Linked DNA regions of Homo sapiens: region 1 is linked to region 2. A link is a loop called in an ENCODE intact Hi-C map of the cell type or tissue named here. Cell type or tissue: PC-3. All regions are shown on one strand. Each heading gives the region's core, and the rest is flanking DNA. Links, peaks and the distances in the headings are about the cores only.

The links. Peaks named below come from ENCODE experiments on the same cell type or tissue, not always from the same donor. Only the 100,000 strongest peaks of a DNase experiment are listed, where the experiment ranks them.
Region 1: it touches region 2 in a loop (3-fold over the local background); 5 of 110 quality-filtered maps call a loop at or near these places.

The regions. Positions count from the first base shown.
Region 1 is chrX:47,307,564-47,315,893 of GRCh38, reverse strand. No RefSeq gene overlaps it. Among named protein-coding and RNA genes, the nearest start is that of ZNF157, 59 kb to the left of the region's middle. RefSeq lists a silencer at 3,233-3,292 and enhancers at 3,510-3,804, 3,358-3,858. In PC-3, for the core only: a CTCF peak has its summit at 3,313 (motif pointing right); a DNase peak (open chromatin) is centred at 3,313; H3K4me3 peaks cover 465 bases; H3K27ac peaks cover 540 bases.
Region 2 is chrX:47,379,874-47,388,203 of GRCh38, reverse strand. The region is part of intron 1 of ZNF157 (zinc finger protein 157); the gene reads right to left. Among named protein-coding and RNA genes, the nearest start is that of SNORA11C, 4.6 kb to the left of the region's middle. RefSeq lists an enhancer at 6,569-7,068. In PC-3, for the core only: a CTCF peak has its summit at 3,486 (motif pointing right); a DNase peak (open chromatin) is centred at 3,533; H3K4me3 peaks cover 669 bases.

The DNA of each region.
Region 1 (8,330 bases), core at 292-8,291, 72 kb after region 2:
GGTCTCCCAGGCTAGAGTACAGTGCAGTGGCGTGAGCTGAGATCACTGCAACCTCTGCCTCCCAGGTTCAAGCGATTCTCCCGCCTCAACCTCCTGAGTATCTGGGATTACAGGTCCATGCCACCACTCCCCATTAATTTTTTTTGTATTTTTAGTAGAGACGAGGTTTCACCATGTTGGCCAGGCTGGTCTCGAACTCCTGGCCTCAAGAGATCTGCCCGCCTTGGCCTCCCAAATTGCTGGGATTACAGGCATGAGCCACCAAGCCCAGCACTCCCTGTGCTTTTTAATGTATCCGTATAAGAAAATTTAGTTTTATGACAATATTGCCAGCAATACAAAGTATATTTTTAATCCAGACTCCTGAGGACAAGAATCTGAATTTATCCTGCATAGAAGATTAGAGAAGAAATAAACAAGTAACCATGTGTTAAAAGACATTTAGACATTTGGATAGTAACGTTGATTTAAATATAATTCTCTGGCAATGGAAAGTTGTTTTGTTTACAGCCCTTGAGGGTTTGCAAAAAGTCACTATGGTCGGGTGCAGTGGCTCACGCCTATAATCCCAGCACTTTGGGAGGCCGAGGCGGGAGGATCACCTGAGGTCAGGAGTTCAAAACCAGCCTGACCAATATGGCGAAAGCCTGTCTCTACTAAAAATACAAAATTTAGCTGGGCATGGTGGTGCGCGTCTGTAATCCCAGCTACTCGGGAGGCTGAGGCAGAAGAATCGTTTGAACCCGGGAGGTGGAGGCTGCAGTGAGTTGAGATCGTGCCACTGCACTCCAGCCTGGGCAACAGGGCGAGACTCTGTCTCAAAATAAATAAATAAGTAAATAAATAAATAAATAAATACTGATAAGATTCTAAGCTATAAGGCCTGTCTCATTGTATAAATTGTATGTGGAGGGCTCTAGCCAGGTGCCCTGGCAGCCTGGCATTTCTCCGCATAGGCTACAGAGTCAAAGCTTGGGAGCAGTCACCTGAATCCTGGTGGCATGCCCTGGCATCTTCGCCTGGAACACAGCAGTCCTGTGAAGAGCTATCACAAAGCTGTTTCTCATCTGCCTCCCTGGTTCTTTTTTTTGAGACAGGGTCTTGTTCTGTCACCTAGGCTGGAGTGCATGATCACGGCTCACTGCAGCCTTGACTTCCTGGGCTAAAGCAATCCTCCCACCTTGGCCTCCTGAGTAGCTGGGACTATCGGTGCATGCCACTACGCCTAGTTAATTTTTGTATTTTTTTGTAGACACAGGGTTTCACCATGTTACCCAAACCGATCTCAAATTCCTGGGCTCAGCTGGGTGCAGTGGCTCACGCCTGTAATCCCAGCACTTTGGGAGGCCGAGGTGGGTGGATCACCAGAGGTCAGAAGTTTGAGACCAGCCTGGCCAACATGGTGAAACCTTGTCTCTACTAAAAACACAAAAATTAGCCAGGTGTGGTGGTGGGTGCCTGTAATCCCAGCTACTCGGGGGGTTGAGGCAGGAGGACTGCTTGAAACTGGGAGGTGGAGGTTGCAGTGAGCCAAGATCACACCACTGCACTCCAGCCTGGGTGACAGAGAAAGATTCCGTCTCAGAAAAAAAAAAAAAAAAACTCCTGGGCTCAAGCGATCTACCTGCCTCAGCCTCCCAAAGTGTTGGGATTACAGGTGTGAGCCACTGCACCCAGCCTGTCTCTCTGGTTCTGATGACACAGGGGACTTTCTGCCTCAGCAGGCCTGCCCCTTAGGGTACAGTGGAAGATTTCACTGTAATTCTCAATTCCATTTTTTTTTTTTTTGAAACAGAGTCTTGCTCTGTCACCCAGGCTGGAGTGCAGCGGCACAATCTCAGTTCACTGCAACCTCTGCCTCCCGGGTTCAAGCAATTCTAGTGTCTCAGCCTCCCAAGCAGCTGGGACTACAGGCATGAGCCACCACACCCGGCTAATTTTTTGCATTTTTAGTAGAGACGGGGTTTCACCATGTTGGCCAGGCTGGTCTTGAACTCCTGGCCTCAAGTAATCCACCCACCTCAGCCCCCCAAAGTGCTGGGATTACAGGCGTGAGCCACCGCACCCAGCTGACTTCATTGTAATTTTTAAGACGGCTTGGCTGTAGTTTAGAGGAGGGTCATCCACAACAAAGTGAGCCACCATGCATGTTTTGTGTCATCTAGTTGAGTGTCATCCTCTGGGATGACACAATGACCTTGCTTTTACTGTGTGAACATAATAAATCCTTATGCGGCTGGGCAAGGTGGCTCACACTTGTAATCCTTAACACTTTGGGAGGCTGAGGCAGGAGGAATGTTTAAGTCCAGAAATTCAAGACCAGCTGAAGAAGCATAGCAAGACCCCATCTCTACAAAAAATAAAAATAGAATTGTCAGGCGTGGTGGCACATACCTGTAGTCCCAGCTACTCGGGAGGCTGAGGTGGGAGGGTCACTTGAGCCTGGGAGGTCGAGGCTGCAGTGAGCCGTGATTGTGCTACTGAACTCATGCCTGGGTGACAGAGTGAGACTGTGTCTGAAAAAAAATAAATAAAAATAAAAATGAGTTTGTTGTCTCCTTACCAGCTGAATCTAAAGAAATGTGACAAGCCAACTTTACTGTGCTGCTGCTTAACAACTGCTTGGCCGCTTGACAAATTGGCATCCAACGTGAAGCCAAGTAAGGTCACAATGTCTTTTTGGAGAGAAGACAGAGGAGCTCTGCAAGCCAAGTTAAGGGCAATGGGGAGACACCCCCCAACCCTGCCCCCCCCCCCCACCGCCCAGGTCTGATCACACATGCTTTCTTTCTCTTTTTAGGGCACTGCTACATGTAAAAAGCACTCATAGGGAAAACTCTACTACCATTTGTCACCAGTGGGTGAGTTCTCAGTGCAAGTGCCTCTACCCTCTGATGTCTGGAGCTTTCACTACATAGCTGATGTTCCGTTGGGTGGCAATTCAAAAGCATTAGTCTCGGCTGGGTGTAGCGGCTCACACCTGTAATCCTAGCACTTTGGGAGGATGAGGCGGGTGGATCACTTGAGGTCAGGAGTTCAAGAACAACCTGGTCAACATGACGAAACCCCGTTTCTACTAAATGTACCAAAAAATTAGCCAGGCATGATGATGGGTGCCTGTAATCACAGCTACTCGGGAGGCTGAGACAGGAGAATCACTCGAACCCGAGAGGTGGAGGGTGCAGTGAGCTGAGATCACGCCACTGCACTCCAACCTTGGTGACAGAGTGAGACTCCATCTCAAAAAAAAAAAAAAGCCTTAGTCTCACAGCCCGAACCAAGGTGTTGTCGCGCCTCCACCAGCAGGGGTAGCTGGTCAACCCCAACAAAATCCAGAGTCCTGCTTGCCAAGTAAAGTTTCTTATAGCGAATCTGCAGGGGTGGATTCAAAATACTCAGCTCTCTGGAAGCCAAAATGGGGAAAAGATGCTGTTTGTTACAAAGTAGAGAACTCTACATTTCTGATTCGGATGCCAGACCATTAGTCCATTAGTCTTTTGGTTACAGAGTCCCCATTACACTAGGCATTGGCCCCCACCTGCTCCTAATAGATTGACCACATCGAACCTGTGACACCCTCTCAGGTTCTCAGGGGTGCCTCACCATGGTTGATACTGTTACAGTAGGTAGTCAGGCAGACACGAGCAGGGCAGGAGCGCCCCCACCCCCACCCCCAGGAATGTCAGGCGACCATCAGGTGACAGTCAGGCGGTTGTTAAACTGTTTTTCTAAAATGGTAATTGGTTGAGGTTGGCACCAGGGAAAGGTGGTCTCCCAATAAATAGAAAACACCTGAAGCTGGTGAACAGCAGCTTTCTGATAAGATTCCAGGAGTTGGGCGAATGGGCTCAATCATGCGCACTAAGAGGCGGAGTTTAACTGGTATCTGACCTTTCGGCTGGTAAGGGAAGAATGCCTCAAGTGAGCTTGCGTACAACTCCAGTAAACACAGTGTGCATGTGGCCCCTTCTAGGTGCTGGCAGGCCACTGTGCATGGGGACAGCCCACCCCAAGGGAAGAATCATGGGAGAAGGGACGCAAGACCCTGGAAGCATGCTGAAGTATAAAACCCCAAGTCAAAGGTCAAACCATGCACTTGACTCTTTAGTCACCCACTTTGCCCTCTTCCAAGTGCACTTTACTTCCTTTTGTTCCTGCTCTAGAGCTTTTTAATAAACTTTTGCTCCTGCTCTAAAACTTGCCTCAGTCTCTCCTTCTGCTTTATGCCCCTCAGTTGAATTCTTTCTTCTTATGAGGCAAGGATTGAGGTTGCCGCAGACCCACACGGATTCGCCACTGTGAAGGATACTTGTTCAAACTGTGTTATGTTTTACTTGATGGACACACACTCAAGTGGTTTGAACTGATGCTGCTAAAAGTACCGTAATAGTCTGGGCGTAGTGGCTCAAGCCTGTAATCCCAGCACTTTGGGAGGCTGAGGCAGGCAGATCACCTGAGGTCAGGAGTTCAAGACCAGCCTGGCCAACATGGTGAAACCCCGTCTCTACTAAAAATACAAAAAAATTTAGCCAGGCATGGTGGTGCACACCTGTAATCCCAGCTACTTGGGAGGCTGAGGCAGGAGAATCACTTGAACCCGGGAGGCGGAGGTAGCCATGAGCCAAGATTGCTCCACTGCATTCTAGCCTGGGCAATAGAGGAAGACTCAGTCTCCAAAAAAAATAAATAAATAATAAAAGTACTGTAATAATAGATGTGTAATACTGCTCCTGGTTTTCTTGTTTTTTTTTGAGACAGGGTCTCACTCTGTTGCCCAGGAGAGTGCAGTGCACAATCATGGCTCACTGCAGCCTCGACTTCCCAGGCTCAAGCGATCCTCCTGCCCAGCCTCCTGAGTAGCTGGGACTACAGGTGTGCACCATCATGCCCAGTTAATTTTTGTATTTGCTGTACAAACATAGTCTCACTATGTTGCCCAGGCTGGTGTCAAACTCTTGGATTCAAGCAATTCTCCCACCCCAGCTTCCCAAAGTGTTGGCATTACAGGCATGAGCCACTATGCCCTGCCTTCTCCTGATTATATGAGATGTTCTCAATGGAGGAATGCTACAATTAAAACAGCAGCTGTGGGATAGAACACAAGCAGGAGTCCACCTGGCTTCCTCCACCCAGCCATGAGGTATCAGTAAAATAACACAAGATGGAGGAGGGGTGTGGAGAAGATCACTGTATTAAACAAAAACCTAATAGAGATGGCAGTGCTCTGAATAAAAAAATCCAACGGGCTATACAGAGTGCCATCACACTTGGGCCGATCAGGCCTAATGGGCCTTTTGAATGCCAGGGACTGACAATTATGCAGACTGGAAGCTATGGCAAAAAGAAGTTGCCACTATGCCATGCTGCCCCCTGGGATTTTGCATATGGCACTTGCCTTGATACATGGAGATTCCTGAGGCTAACAGGATCTGATTCACAGACAGATCAACTAAGTGAAAGTCTGATGAGGTGCCCTGAGCCATTTGCAGCAGTGCAACCACACACACACAAAAAAACTCTGTTTAAAACTTTGCAGCCTGGGCAAAATTGTGAGACCCCATCTCTACAAAAAATAAAAATTTAGCCAGGCATAGTAGTGCGTGCCTGTAGTCCCAGCTACTCGGAGGCTGAGGCAGGAGGATTGCTTGACCCCAGGAGGTTGAGGCTGCAGTGAGCTGTGATTGTGCCACTCCACTCAGCTTGGGTAACAGAGTGAGAACCCGTCTCAAAACAAAAACAAAAACGAAAACAAAAAACTTTGCATCATGCAGACCCAGGGGAAGGGGAGAAGACCTTCTACTCCTAAGTCCAGCACCAAGGCAAATGGAGCAGAAGGCCTACCAACACCCGAAGCTGAAAAAAGTCCTCCCACCTCCCAACTCCACATCTTCCATCCCCTACCCAGCAGCACCAGATGGAACCAGGGAAGCAACATCTGCCCCTGGCACCAATAAAGACTGAGATAACGCCCTAATGGAACCAGGCAAATGAAACAGACCAGAAGGACACTGTAAGGTCTCTGTAAACAAAATTGTCATCGGAGGCTGGGTGTGGTGGCTCACACCTGTAATCCCAGCACTTTGGGAGAGTGAGGTGGGAGGATCACTTGAGCCCAGGAGTTTCAGACCAGCTCAGGCAGCATAGCAAGACCTCGTCTCTACTAAAAATTAAAATATTAACCAGGCATGGTGGCACGTGCCTATAGTCCCAGCTACTCAAGAGGCTGAAGAAGGAGGGTCCCTTGAACACAGGAAGTCAAGGCTGCAACAAGCTATGATCATACCACTGCACTCCAGCCTGGGCAACAGAGCAAGATCTTGTCTCTACGAATTTTTTTTAATTGTCATTGGAACCTGAATGCTAAACCTAAACAGAATGACTGCCTACTAAAATAGAGATTTAAATAGGACCCTGAATGTCCTAGCATATAGACGAAATGTCCAGGATACAATAAAAAATCAGATGTCATAACAAAACCCAGAGAAATCACAATGTAAATGAAAGGAGACCATCAATAGAAGCCAATAGTGGCTGGGCAGGGTGGCTCACAGCTATAATCCCAGCATTTTGGGAGGCCAAGGCAGGCGGATCACTTGAGCCCCGAAGTTCAAGACCAGCCTGGACAACATGGTGAAACCTCATCTCTACAAAAAAAAAAAAATAAACAAACAGAAAAATTAGCCAGGCGTGGTGGCACATGCCTGTAGTCCCATCTACTCAGGAGGCTGAGCTGGGAGGATCACCTGAGCCCAGGTTAAGTTGAGGCTGCAGTGAGCCATGATTGTGCCACTGCACTCCAGCCTAGGCAACAGAGTAAGACTCTGTCTCAAAAAAACAAAAACAAAAACAAAACAAACAAACAAACAGGCCAGGTGCAGTGGCTCACACCTGTAATCCCAGCACTTTGGGAGACCGAGGCGGGTGGATCACTTGAGGTCAGGAGTCCGAGACCAGCCTGACCAACATGGTGAAACCCCCGTCTCTACTAAAAATACAAAAATGAGCCGGGTGTGGTGGCAGGCACCTGTAATCTCAACTACTCAGGAGGCTAAGACAGGAGAATCGCTTGAACCTGGGAGGCAGAGGTTGCAGTGAGCCAAGATCATGCCACTGTACTCTAGCTTGGGTGATAGAGCAAGACTCAGTCTCAAAAAAAAAGCCAAAAAACAAAACAGAGAAACAGAAGCCAATAACAAGATGAATCAGATGCTGGAATTATCTGACAAGGATTTTAGAGTAGTCATCATAAAAATGATTCAATAAGGAATTACAAATAAACTGGAAACAAAAGAAGAAATAGAAATCCTTGTGCCAGGCGTGGTGGCTCACGCCTGTAATCCCAGCACTTTGAGAGGCCAAGGCAGTTGAATCATTTGAGCCCAGGAATTTGAGACCAGCCTGGGCAACATGGTGAAGCCCCACCTCTACAAAAAATACAAAAAGTAGCCAGGTATGATGGTGTGCACCTGTGGTCCCAGCTACTTGAGAGGCTAAGCTAGGAGAATCAATTGAGCCCAGTAGGTTGAAGCTGCAGTGAGCTGTGACTGCACCACTGCACTCCAGCCTGGTCAATAGAGTGAGACCCTGTTAAAAAATAAATAAATAAATAAATGAAAAAAAAAACAAGAAGGAAAATCTCACCATATAGATGATATAGAAAAAGAACCAAATAGAAATGATAGAAATAAAAATTATAAATGAAAGTTAAAACTGATCAGGTGCGGTGGCTCACGCTTGTAATCCCAGCACTTTGGGAGGCCTAGGCGGGCAGATCACATGGTCAGGAGTTCGAGACCAGCCTGACCAAGGTGGTGAAACCCCTTCTCTACTAAAAATACAAAAATTAGCCGGGTGTGGTTGCACACATCTGTAATCCCAGCTACTCAGGAGGCTGAGTCAGAAGAATTGCTCAAACCCAGGAGGCAGGGGTTGCAGTGAGCCAAGATCGCGCCATTGCACTCCAGCCTGGGCGACAGAGGGAGATTCTTAAAAAAAAAAAAAAAAAAAAAGTAGGCGCTGTGGTTCACGCCTGTAATCCCAACATTTTGGGAGGGCGAGGTGGGTGGATCACCTGAGGTCGGGAGTTCGAGACCAGCCTGACCAAAATGAAGAAACCCTGTCTCTACGAAAAATACAAAATTAGCCAGGCATGGTGGCGCATGCCTGCAATCCCAGCTACCCAGGAGGCTGAGGCAGGAGAATCACTTGAACCTGGGAGGCAGAGGTTGTGGTAAGCCGAGATCGCGCCATCGCACTCCAGCCTGGGCAAAAAAAAAAAAAAGTTAAAACTAATGCAAAGGGTTCAATGGCAGGATGAACGTGACAGAGAA
Region 2 (8,330 bases), core at 126-8,125:
TAGGTGGGAGGATCACTTGAGTGCAGTAGTTCGAGGCTGCAATGAGCTATGATTGTGCCACTGCACTCCAGCCTGGGAGATGAAGCAAGACCCTGTCTCTAAGAAAATAATAATAATAAAGTAATAAAAAAATTTAAGTATCAGGAACTCTCCACTATAAAGGAATTACTGATTTCTCTGTAGAAGCATTGTAATTCTCTAAGAAAATAATAATAAAGTAATAAAAAAATTTAAATATCAGGAACTCTCCACTATAAATGAATTATTGATTTCTCCGTAGAAGCATTGTAATTCTTTTTTTTTTTTTTTTTTTTTTTGAGACAGAGTCTTGCTCTGTCACCCAGGCTGGAGTGCAGTGGCACAATCTCAGCCTCCTGTGTTCAGGTGATTCTCCTGCCTCAGCCTTCCAAGTAGCTGGGATTACAGGTATGTGCCACCATGCCTGGCTAGTTTTTGTATTTTTAGTAGAGATGGGGGTTTCACTACATTGGCCAGGCTGGTCTCGAACTCCTGAGAACACCTCAGCCTCCCAAAGTGCTGGGATTACAAGTGTGAGCCACCGCGCCCGACTGAGGCATTGTAATTCTTGATTGCAGCTCCTGCTCTGCTGTGTCTTCCTAGAATATACAGATTAAGCAAGACTTCAGGACCAGGCATGGTGGCTTATGCCTGTAATCCCAGCACTTTGGGAGGCTGGGATGGGCGGATCACTTGAGCTCAGGAGTTCAAGACCACCCTGACCAACATGGTGAAACCCCATCTACTAAAACTACAAAAATCAGGCTGGGCATGGTGGCTCATGCCTGTAATCCCAACACTTTGGGAGGCTGAGGCAGGTGGATCACCTGAGGTCGGGAGTTCGAGACTAGCCTGACCAACATGGAGAAACCCCGTCTCTACTAAAAATACAAAACTAGCCGGGCATGGTGGTGCATGCCTGTAATCCCAGGCTACTCGGGAGGCTGAGGCAGGAGAATCACTTGAATCCGGGAGGCGGAGGTTGCAGTGAGCTGAGATCGTGCCACTGCACTCCAGCCTGGGCAACAAGAGCGAAACTCTGACTCAAAAAAAAAAAAAAATTAGCAGGGCATGGTGGTGCACGCCTGTAGTCCCAGCTACTTGGGACGCTGATGGACGAAATCGCTTGAAGAGAGGTTTCAGTGAGCCAAGATCACACCACTGCACTCCAGCCTGGGCAACAGAGTGAGACTCCATCTCAAAAAAAACAAAAACAAAAAAAAGACTGCAAAGTTTTCTTGTTCAGTAGGCTCAGTAGGATTGCTGACAGGCATGCCTACTTTCTAAAACTTGTATTGATATTTTCTTCTTTTTTTTCTTCCTTTTATTCTAATACGTATTTATTTATACTTAGAAGCATCCTAAAATACACAGGAAACAAAGGCAACAAGCAAATAAATAACAAATAAATAAAGGGCAAATTGGGAGCCGGGTGGCGTGGCTCATGCCTATAATCCCAGCACTTTGGGAGGCTGAAATGGGCAGATCACTTGAGGTCCAGAGTTCAAGACCAGCCCGGCCAACATGGTGAAACTCCATCTCTACTAAAAATACAAAAATTAGCCGGGTGTGATGGTGCACGCCTCTGGTCCCAGCTACTTGGGAGGCTGAGGCAGGAGAATTGCTTGAACCTGGGAGGCAAAGGTTGCAGCAAGCCGAGATCGCACCACTGCACTCCAACCTGACGACAGAGCAAGACTCCATCTCAAAAAAAAACAAAAAAAGTCACATACTGTATACTTTCATTTATATAACACTCGTGAAATGACAACATTCTAGAGATAGAGAACAGATTAGTGTCGGGGTTAGGAACCTCGAGGGGATAGATGGCAGGAACAAGGGTAGCAGGTGTGGTTGTGAAAGGGCAGCAGGAGACATCCTGGGGTTGTGTCAATGGCCACATCCTGGTTGTGATATTGTGCTATTGTTCTGGAAGGTGTTACCATTGGAAGAAACTGGATAAAGCGCACATACGATCTCTCTGTATTATTCCTATAATTGCATGGGAATCGATACTGATCTCAAAATCAAAGTTTAATTTTTAAAAATGCATAGCTCACCTAGGATGGTTGTATAACTGCTTTAGACTGTGGCTATGCAGAAGTAACCAGAGAGCGTCGAGAACAAGGTCAGGTAGGAAGGAATCTCCTGGACACAGAAGAGAACAAGCAAGAACATGGTGGTGGGAGCCACGCTGCCTGGGTTCAAATCTTGGCTCTGACTCACACTCGTGCTATTACTCTGGCTAAGTTACTACCTTCCTCTGAGCCTCAGTCTTGTCATCTGTGAAATTTGGGTGAATTCATACGTGGAATCATGGCCGGGTGCAGTGGCTCACACCTGTAATCCCAGCACTTTGGGAGGCCGAGGCAGGTGGATCACCTGAGGTCAGGAGTTTGAGACCAGCCTGGCCAACATGGTGAAATCCTGTCTCTACCAAAAATACAAAAATTAGCTGGGCGTAGTGGCACGCACCTGTAATCCCAGCTACTCAGGAGGCTGAAGCAGGAGAACGGCTTGAACCCGGGAGGCAGAGGTTGCAGTGAGCCAAGATCGTGCCACTGCAGTCCAGCCTAGGCAACATGAGCAAGACTCTGTCTCAAACACACACACACACACACACACACACACACACACACACGGAATCGCTTAGGGCAGCACTGATACAGAGCTAGCACTCAAGAGTTTGTTATTCTTTCTATCATTTCACCTAGGAAGGGTGTGCTCAACTGGAAATGCTAGGTGGACTGGACTTAGAGTAACACCGTAAAATCCATCATGTGAATATTTAGCTCATGGGAATTTCTCTCTTCATGCTCTGGGGTAACTAATATATATTCTATATACTTACTTGTATGACTATTCAGATCTGCTTCAGTAATCATTATTCCAATTTATATGATGAGAAGAATATAAATTTGTAAATACTTAAATACTATTATTTAATTAAATCTTCAAAGAGTTATGAGAGGCAAAGAAGGAACCTTCTCAACTGAATAACACTAAAGTGATGACACGTAAATGCTAAACATAATCCTAAATTGGATCCTTTTGCTATAATGGACGCCATTGGGACATCCAAACACGATGCAGTCCATTCGCCTTGGAACTGCCATCCACAAACCAAGCATCTTTTTGTTGGTCAGTTGAGAGCTGGAGCATTGTCCAGTCGATGACAGAACCGACCAGCTCCTCCTCCATCAGTCCCGGCGGAAAGGAGTCTACCTGGTTGTGAAAACCGCTAATTCCGCACTCCCCTGGCAGCATATTCTTGTACGAACCATTTCCATGTAATTATGGAACTACTCTGGGCACTGCACTCCCTATTGGAGCGTTACACCATCACCCAAGACATCATGGATATTTTAGGTTTCAAAATTATTTTATGTCCTTCAATCATAAGGGCACTTTCAATTAATGTCTAATCCAAGCTCAACTGGAAATTCTCTAGTCCAAAGTCCCAGGTTACCACTAGGAGGCGCTCTTAGGCTTTTGCCATAAGCGCCGGTCTCTGCTCCACAAAGGGCTATTGTACAGGTAATCTGTCTGTGCGGCACCCCAGGTTCTATTGTATACTTCGTGGGCTTCGGCAATCTTACTGGTTCCCGTTTAGCATGTTCAAGTAATACTGGTTGAAGGGTGAATTTACAATACTAGAGAGGGGAAACATTCCACAGTCAGATACAATTTCAATCTCCATAATACATTGAGGTAAAAGAGATGCAACCATTTCAAATAAAGCCTGTTCAAATCTACAAATTTTCCAAACTTCCACCTTAATCCCATCAACCCTTACATTCCTCCATTGGGATTTCATCAACAGGTTTGAGTGTCACAATACTAGTTAAGGGAAGTGTTCCCTGTCAGTCATAATATCCATTCCCATAAAACATTCAGCTAAAACCTGTTTATTTTTATTTTTTAAAAAAAACTTATTTATTTATTTGAGACTTTGTCTCGCTCTGTCACCTAGACTGGAGTGCAGTGGCGCGATCTCGGCTCACTGCAGCCTCCTGAGAAGCTGGGAGTACAGGCACATGTCACCACACCCAGCTAATTTTTTTTTTTTTTAATTTTCAGTAGAGACAGGGTTTCACCATGTTAGCCAGGCTGGTCTCAAACTCCTGACCTCAAGTGATCCACCCGCCTCGGCCTCCCAAAGTGGTGGGATTACAGGGGTGAGCAACCGCACCCAGCCACAAAGCCTGTTTAAACACATTCCAATTTTCACCCAAATGTACACCTTAATCCTATCAACTGTTACATTTCTATATTCTCCCAGTCTAGTTGTAGCCCATGTTACAGCTTCACTAATGGATTTTGGTACCTCCGTGTATGAGGCTTCCATATAAAGGGGTCCCAGAAAGTTCTCTTTTCCTCCCATTTTACCCAGAAACTTCTCTTCACCACCCATTTCATGTGCACAAAGCTTTGGGTCCCCATCCCGGGGTGGAGCCAAAGAACCTTTGCCCTTGGTCTTTTTTTTTTTTTTTTTTTTTTTCTGAGACAGAGTGCAGTGGTGCGATCATGGCTTACTGCAGGCTTGACCTCCCCAGCTCAAGTGATCCTCCCACCTCAGCTTCACAAGCAGCTGGAATTACAGGCGTGCACCACCATGCTCAGCTAATTTTTTTTATTTATTATTTTTTTTTTGTAGAGATGGGATTTCGCTATGTTGCCCAGGCTGGTTTTGAATTCCTGGGCTCAAACGATCCACCTGTCTCAGCCTCCCAAAGTGCTGGAATTACAGGTGTGAGCCACCAAACAAAGCCCAGCCATCCCATTTCTTTTTTTTTTTTTTTTTTTTTTTTTTTGAGACTGAGTCCCTCTCTGTCACCCAGGCTGGAGTGCAGTGGTGCGATCTCAGCTCACTGCAACCTGTGACTCCCGGGTTCAAGCAATTCTCCTGCCTCAGCCTCCCAAGCAGCTGGGACTACAGGTGCCCGCCACCACGCCTGGCTAATTTTTTTGTATTTTTTAGTAGAGATGGGGTTTCACCATATTGGCCAGGCTGGTCTCAAACTCCTGACCTTGTGATCCGCCCACCTCGGCCTCCCAAAGTGCTGGGATTACAGGCATAAGCCACTGCGCCCGGCCATCCCATTTCTTAATAGCCACTGAGAGATTTCCACTTTGCTGGTAGACTTGACCCTTCCCTAGGCTTCTCCCCATTTTCACGTTAACTTAATGTTTTCATTAGCAGCTGTGGGATCCCTGAAGGGAAGCTGAGGCAGCAAATTCAATGAGGCTTTTGGGTCTATTGCTGTATTTTGCAGCTGTAAGTTTACATGGGGTGCCTATGCAAAAAGACCCCTTAACCATAGCTGAATATGGCCTGGGTAATGGGCATATTCAGTGGGTGAATATCATAGGCACCATAAAGCCAGTCCCACATGGCCTGCATATGAAGCCTATCAGCTGCTTCATCAGGGGTGCTCCTCTTGGCATATGTTACACAGTCCTATACTTAGGGTTGTGAAGGAAAATAAATCTCAGGACTCCAAAATCATTAAGCCAAAGGGTGTTAGGCAAACCTGCTTCACATTTTATTCCCAAATAAGATAGCTACAAAGATTAAAAAAAAAAAAAAGGCTACATGCCTCCCTCGCAATTTGCCCACAAGAAAAGACCTTGTGGGCCTCAAGACCTTTACCTTAAGATGTTCTGGGCTGGGTGCGGTGGCTCATGCCTGTAATCCCAGCACTTTGGGAGGCCGAGGTGGGCGGATCACGAGGTCAGGAGTCCGAGACAAGCCTGTAATCCCAGCTACTCGCAGGCTGAGGCAGGAGAATCGCTTGAACCCGGGAGGCAGAGGTTGCAGTGAGCTGAGATCACGCCACTGCACTCCAGCCTGGGCAACAGAGCGAGACTGCGTCTCAAAAAAAAAAAAAAAAAAAAAAAAAGTTCTGTTGAATTTCACCCTGGCAACGTAAATTGATAGCTTATCTTCACAGGTGCAGGATGACAAAGGACAGACAGAACTCAATGTCCTCCCTCTGCTCACCTGAGACAAATGGGTATCTGATTGCTTCCTCTGCCCTGTTGTTTCATTAGGCAGACTATTCTATCCCCTCTCACATGTAAATTATGTATTCAGTGAAAAGCTGATCAAAGACCCAAGAGAATGCAACCTTTTGTCTCTTATCTACCTGTTACCTGGAAGCCCCCACTTCAAGTTGTCCCGCCTTTCCGAACCGAATCAGTGGACATCTAACACATACCTTGGGCACCTGTTCTCAGTATCTCCTGAGTGCTGGTTTGGAATAAGTCTCTTCAAATATTTTACAGAATTTGACTCTTTCCGCTGACAGGGTAAACACACTTTACAGTGGCTTTGAGCAAGTCTGGCATGCTAGGTCTTCCCTCATGAATAACTTCTTGTGTTTTTGTGTGTCTGGCTCAAGTACAGCCATCTGTGATTGGTCACTATGAGCTGTGGGTCCTGCATCAACCCAGACATGCTCTTCCACTCTACAGCATTCAAAATCAAACATACTACCCCTATCATTTAGCTACTCTCACAATCCATTTCAGTAAAGGATTTTCTGGCACTATTAAGTGATTATAGTAAAGTCACAGGATACAGGCTTAATAAAAGTCAATTGTTTTCCTATATACCCGAAATGAACAATTGATATTTAAAATTAAAAACATAATACCATTTACGTTAGCACCAAAAAGATAAAATATACATAAACCTAACAAAATATGTAGAAGACATACATGAGGAAAATCAAACAAAATTTGACATGAAATATATCAGAATATATAAGTAAACAGAGAGATATTGCATGTTTATTGACAGAAATGTTAGAGTAATTAGGTAGTTAGGTAGTTAGACATGAGCAGAGCAGGAGAGCACCCCCCCTCAAACCCCACCAGGAGGTGATGGTCAGGCAGTTGTTAAAACTGTCTCTCTAAAATAATAATTGCTCCCTGCTCCTCCTCCTGCTCCTCTTCCTCCTGCTGCTCCTCCTCCTGCTGCTTCTCCTCCTCCTGCTCTTTCTCCTTCTGCTCTTCCTCCTTCTCTTTCTCCTCCTCCTCCTGCTCCTCCTCCTCCTGCTCTTTCTCCTTCTGCTCTTCCTCCTTCTCTTTCTCCTCCTCCTCCTGCTCCTCCTCCTCCTGCTCTTCCTCCTTCTCTTTCTCCTCCTCCTGCTCCTCCTCCTCCTGCTCCTCTTCCTCCTCCTCCTCCTTCTCTTTCTCCTCCTCCTCCTGCTCCTCCTTTTCTTTCTCCTGCTCCTCCTGTTCCTCCTCCTTCTCTTTCTCCTCCTCCTGCTCCTCCTTCTCTTTCTCCTCCTCCTGCTCCTCCTTCTCTTTCTCCTCCTCCTGCTCCTCTTCCTCCTCTTTCTCCTCCTCCTTTCTCTCCTGCTCATCCTCCTCCTCCTGCTTCTCCTGTTCCTCCTAAAAAAAAAAGAAAAATAATAATAAAAAAGAAAAATAATAATAATAAATAAAAATAATAATTGGTTGCAGCTGGCGCCAGGGAAAGGCAGTCTCTCAACAGATACCAAAAAACCTGAAACTGGTGATCAGCAGCTTCCCAATAAGATCTCAGGAGTTGGGCCAGTGGGCTCAAGACATGTGCACTACGATGCAAAATGGCCGAGTTTAACTGGTATATAACCTTCCTTTAGGAACACTCCGCTGGTAAGGGAAAAACTCCTCAAGTGAGCATGCGTAGAACTTCAGTAACCACAATGCGCATGCGGCCCCTTCTCAAGCGCTGACAAGCCACAGCACATGCGGACAGCCCACCCCAAGGTAAGAATCAAAGGAGGGGTAATATAGACCCAGGAAGCATAAAACCCCAAGTCAAAGTCAAACCGCACATTTGATCTCTGAAGTCGCCTGCTTGGCCCTCTTCCAAGTGTAGTTTGCTTCCTTTCATCCTTGCTCTAAAGCTTTTTAATAAACTTTCACTACTGCTCTAAAACTTGCCCTGGTCTCTCACTCTGTCTTATGCCCCTCAAATTCTTTTTTCTGAGGAGGCAAGAATTGAGGTTGCTGCAGACCCGTATGGATTCTCTGCTGCTAAAGGGAAGACTCAATACTGTTAACATGTCAATTGTCCCCACCTTGATCAGGAGATTCAACATAATCCCAATCAAATTCCCACCAAATTATTTTGTGGCTATCAACAAACTGATTCTAAAGTTTATATGGAAAGGCAAAAATCCAAAGTAGTCAACATAGTACTAAACAAGAACAAAGTCAGAGGACTGAGACCACCCAACTTCATGACTTACTATAAAACTAGACTAATCAAGACAGAGGTATTGGTGAAAGAATAGGCAAATAGATCAATGGAATAG